2 separate regions of the Homo sapiens genome follow, and region 2 is linked to region 1. A link is an interaction called in ENCODE POLR2A ChIA-PET data of the cell type or tissue named here. Cell type or tissue: PC-3. All regions are shown on one strand.

Region 1 (2,500 bases):
CAAAACTAATCTATCATGATGGAAACCAGAAGTTATTGCTTTTTGGGGTAAGTAGTGGGATGGACTGGGAAAAGTAAAAGGGAATTTTCTGAAGGGATGGAAATGTTCTGTATCTTGATAGAATGTGGATTACTAGGGTGCACACATTTATAAAAATGCTTAACCTTAACACTTTAGATCTATGCGTTTCATTGCATGTAAGTCACGCCTCAATTTTAAAAAGATAAGGACATGGACTTTGGGATCACACAGGGTTCATCTCTGCCACTTACCAGCTGTGTGACCTTGGCCAAGTGTTAAACTGTCAGTTTCCTCATCTGTAAAATGGGGCAGAACAAGAGTTGAGAATAACCTTGTAGAGCTGCCAGGAAGAGTAAATGAGATAAATGTTTTAAAGTCATTAACATACAGTAAATGCTCATCAAATATTAACAAAAAGAAATTAGAAACCTTTTGTCTTGTATTTCCACAAAAGAGAAACATGCAGGACTAGAGCAGCTAACTGCTGGGCAATTCATGTATATTATCTCATTATTTTTTAAAACAACATTTAACAAGAATTACTACTGTTTCAAAGATGAACAAACTGAGCTTCACACGTTGCCTATGCTACTCAGCAAGAAAGCAGGAAGGCCAGGATGCTAACTTTCACTCATGTTTTTTCCACTGTACCATGCACCCATGCATTTCATTAGGGTCGCTTTCAGCAGGTATCCCTGCAACTGTCAGGATAGCCCAATTTATATAAGAAGCTCCCTCCATTATCAATAGTGCTGGCTCAAGCCTCAAGCCTGACACTGAAAAGGAGGCAAATTCTGATGGCTTTACTAGTGAATGGAAGCAGGGTTGCAAGTAGAAGCCTGAAAATGCTGTAGAAGTCTTTTACTTTATTCTCAGACTTCAAAGATGGTTCCTGCTACTTGAGGACTCTGATTCCCCCTTCCTTAGAACAATTTCAAGATAACAGAATTCTGAATGTAAAATCTGTGCTTTAAGTGGAAGCTAGAACCTATTGGCTCAATTTGGCAGAATAGCCATGGAAATCTGGCAGCTAAAATGAGAGAGAATTTTTTAAATGCATGTCTTTTTTCTTAATAATGTGATGTTCTTAAAAACAGAAAACTCAGAGATAATGAAAGATACCCTGTAATCTCATTTTCCCAAAAACACCACTATTAAAATTGGATCACCTTCCAGACTAAAAATTTGCCTTCTCCTTAAGTCTACAGCATCCTACTGCATGAATAACCACAATCCATTTATCGAGTCCCCTATTAAACTTAAATTGTTACCTTTTTTTTTTTTTTTTTTTTTTTTTTTTAAAGACAGGGTCTCGTTCTGCTGCCCAGGCTGGAGTACAGTGGCGCGATCTTGGCTCACTGCAGCCTCCACCTCCTGGGCTCAAGCGATCCTCCCACCTCAGCATCCCCAGTAGCTGGGATGACAGGCATGCACCAGCACGCCTGGTTATCCAATTTTTTTTACTATTATAAATGCTAAAAGAAGCATCTGTAAACATACATTTTTCATAACTGTCAAGTATTTAGGATAAATTCCTAGACGTATGAATTGTTCAATCTAAGTTTTCTTTTGTGGCGGGGAGGGTGGAGACAGGGTCTCACTCTGTTGCCCAGGCTGGAGTGCAGTGGTGCGATCACAACTCACTGTAGCCTCGACCTCCCAGGACCAAGTGATCCTCCCAAGTAGCTGGGACTACAGACATGTGCCGCCACACCCAGCTAATTTTTGTATATTTTGTAGAGATGAGGTTTTGCCATGTTGCCCAGGCTGGTCTCAAACACCTGAGCTCAAGGGATCCACAAAGTGCTGGGATGACAGGAGTGAGCTACCTCTCACCTGGCCTGTAATTTTAAATTTTATATTTTTAAATTTTAAACTGCCAAGTCTGAAAAATTAACCTGCACATTATCAGTTTTAATAGGTATCAGATTACATTTTTAAGAGTTCCCATTTTCCCACACTCTCATCATCCCTAAAAATTATTTAATGTAGGAGCTGAAAACTCAAATGCCTACAGAAGACTAGCAGGAAACGTAAATGGGTAAAGGAGGCCACCAAGGTTCTGTGAAAACCTAAGAGTATACGCTCATTTAAAGAAGGCAGCAGGCTGAGCACAGTGGCTCACACCTGTAATCTCAGCACTCTGGGAAGCCGAGGTGCGCGGATTGCTTGAGTCTAGGAGTTGGAAACCAGCCTGAGCAACCTGGTGAAACCCCACCTCTACAAAAAAACACAAAGATTAGCCCACCGCGGTAATGCGCGCCTATAGTCCCAGCCACTCGGGAGACTGAGGTGAGAAGAACTGCTTGAGCCCAGGAGGTCGAGGCTGCAGTGAGCCATGATCGCACCATTGCACTCCAGCCTGGGTGACAAAAGACCGTGTCCCCAATCCATATAAAGAAGGCAGCCACTACTCTGTTCCAGCCAAGAGATGCCATATAAAAATCTGAGCTCAATGTTAGATATTACAATTTATCAA
Region 2 (2,500 bases), 790 kb after region 1:
AAGCTCAGCACTAAATGTTCGTGTGACTATGATGACCTGGACATGCATTTCTCTGCCAGCTCCTCCTCCTGGGGACTCGTAAACTTGTCGTTTAATCTTTATGTTTCTTTTCCTCTCACGTAGTTTATTGGTTCGTATGTATACATATTTTTTTTTTGTTTCTTTTGAGATGGAGTCTTGCTCTGTCGCCCAGGTTGGAGTGCAGTGGCGCAATCTCGGCTCACTGCAAGCTCCGCCTCCCGGGTTCACGCTATTCTCCTGCCTCAGCCTCCCAAGTAGCTGGGACTACAGGCGCCCGCCACCATGCCCGGCTAATTTTTTTGTATTTTTTAGTAGAGACGGGGTTTCACCATGTTAGCCAGGATGGTCTCGATCTCCTGACCTTGTGATCCACCTGTCTCGGCCTCCCAAAGTGCTAGGATTACAGGCGTGAGCCACTGTGCCCAGCCTCGTATGTATATTTTTTTAAGAGGTGGGGTCTCGCTATATTGCCCAGGCTGGAGTGCAGTGGCTGTTCACAGGTGCGATCCCATTACCGATCAGCACAGGCGTTTTGACCTGCACGTTTCCAACATGGGCCGGTTTACCCCTCCTTAGGCAACCTGGTGGTTACCCACTCCCGGGAGCTCACCATACTGATGCTGAACTTAGTGTGGACATCTGATCAGCATAGCGCTGATCTAGGCTGTAGCCCAGAAATCCTGGACTCAAGCAACCCTCCCATATCAGCCTCCTGAGGAGCTGGGACCACAGGTACACACCACTGCACTCAGTGGTTTGTGTATTTTAAAATCTATTATAATAATTCCAAATATTTTTGGGATCAAGGTAGGATATAAGTGAATTAACCTATCATCATCATTGCTGACCATAAGAACAAGTTTGAGAATCACCTGTGCAAGGAAAAATGACAGTCAAAAGCTGAACACTTTCATGGTTATGTCTTCATGTCAACTGTTTTCCATTCACCAATTTAAAGAGCTGCTTTAATCTGAAAGAGCTTCTGGTAGCCAGAAAAAAGCTAAGTGTGAGCAGTAAGAGGAAAGGCTAGACTTGAGCAGAACATCCCTGGTGTTTGTGCCATGAGAGGGAGTAACGCTGCCAGCTATGCATCCTTGGGAAGGAATTTAAACTCATCTGTAAAATAGGGATAACAGAGCTTCCCTCAGAAGGTTGCTGTGAGGATTAAATGAGACAATGCAGGACTTCCCTTAGCAAAGTGCTCGGTCAATGAGAGCTGCTATTATTGCAAATACAGACTGAAACAGAAACCACTGCAATAAGGTTTAGGTAGATCCCTAGCCTATGAGTCACAACAGGCTCACAGCCTTACCAGGGAGGGCACACCGGGGCAGGGAATGCTGGCATCAAAGCGAAAGTCTGTGCTCTTTCCCTCGTGTGTCCAAAGTAGGGGTGCAGGGTGCATATCTATTTAAACAAGCTTGCTTTTAAGCTGCAGACGGCATTTAAGATTAGAGACTTGCTCAGCAGCCAGGATTCCTACAGTTCCCTAGTCTCTCAGGTCCTACAAATATAGTCTAAAAATGACGAGTAAATGTCAGAACCCACAGAACAAACCACGGCAGCACAGATATCAAAGGACACGTGACGCTGGGTCTGAGCTCACATGTCCACCCCACACAGCCTTGGCTTCTTCCACAATGACCTTCCATGGTCCACGTGGGTTCCTCAGTGCCTCCTGGCTTCTGCACGTGCCATTCCCTCTTCCCTCTTCTTCACCTAGCTCTGAGTCCTGCTTCAAGACAACCTGGTTCAGATGTTTCCACCTCAGGGAAGGGGAGGGTGGAGCTACCTGTCCCCTTCTCTGTGCTCCCACACAGCGCCTTGTTCCTACCTTGGTAGGAACACTCATTGGGCTCTTCTATAATTTACCAGCTCAAGCTGCCTCGCTGCCTCCCCCAGCCTCGAGGCAGGGATGAGTAATCTCTGTGCTTGGTGCATTGTTGATGCTCAAAAAATATTCATTAGATGGATGTTTGGATGGTAGTGTAGCATCACATGTCCTTTGATATCTGTGCGATCATGGTTTGTTCTGTGGGTTCTGACATTTACTTGTCATTTTTAGTCAATATTTGTAGGACCTGAGAGACTGAGGAACTGTGAATCCTGGCTGCCGAGCAAGTCTCTAATCTTAAATGCTGCCTATAGCTTAAAAGCAAGCTTGTTCAAGGAGGAGCTGAGGCTGAGAAGCTTGGCCCAGATTGTTGGTCAAGATTTGGATTTTCTCTCATATGCAACAGGTGCTAACAGAGCAGGAAAGTGACACAATCAGCTTTATATTTTGGTGAGATTCTTCTGGTGGCACTGCTGACAATGGGCTGGAGACTTATGGCAGGAAGACCCATTCCAGGAGGATCGTGCCAAGCCTTGACTACTCTATGGCAGGGGCTGACTGAATCTGCGTTCCTCACTGAGCCAAAGCCACTACGCTGATGCCGTCCGTATCAGAGCTCGGACCCAACATCAGCTATGCTAAAAT

Evidence for each region. Peaks named below come from ENCODE experiments on the same cell type or tissue, not always from the same donor. Only the 100,000 strongest peaks of a DNase experiment are listed, where the experiment ranks them.
Region 2: POLR2A ChIA-PET joins it to region 1 with 7 read pairs; 1 of 35 experiments calls an interaction of 5 or more read pairs at or near these places.

Annotation. Positions count from the first base shown.
Region 1 is chr9:124,717,511-124,720,010 of GRCh38, forward strand. All of the region lies in intron 2 of NR6A1 (nuclear receptor subfamily 6 group A member 1), which reads right to left. LOC124902269 (a long non-coding RNA gene) reads right to left here. Exons shown (of 2, transcript XR_007061772.1): 1 at 273-2,500. Among named protein-coding and RNA genes, the nearest start is that of MIR181B2, 25 kb to the left of the region's middle. In PC-3, no CTCF peak of the experiment used is centred here; no DNase peak of the experiment used is centred here.
Region 2 is chr9:125,512,434-125,514,933 of GRCh38, forward strand. All of the region lies in intron 7 of MAPKAP1 (MAPK associated protein 1), which reads right to left. It also overlaps the pseudogene RN7SL30P. Among named protein-coding and RNA genes, the nearest start is that of MAPKAP1, 190 kb to the right of the region's middle. In PC-3, no CTCF peak of the experiment used is centred here; a DNase peak (open chromatin) is centred at 1,298; H3K4me3 peaks cover 1,196 bases; H3K27ac peaks cover 2,180 bases.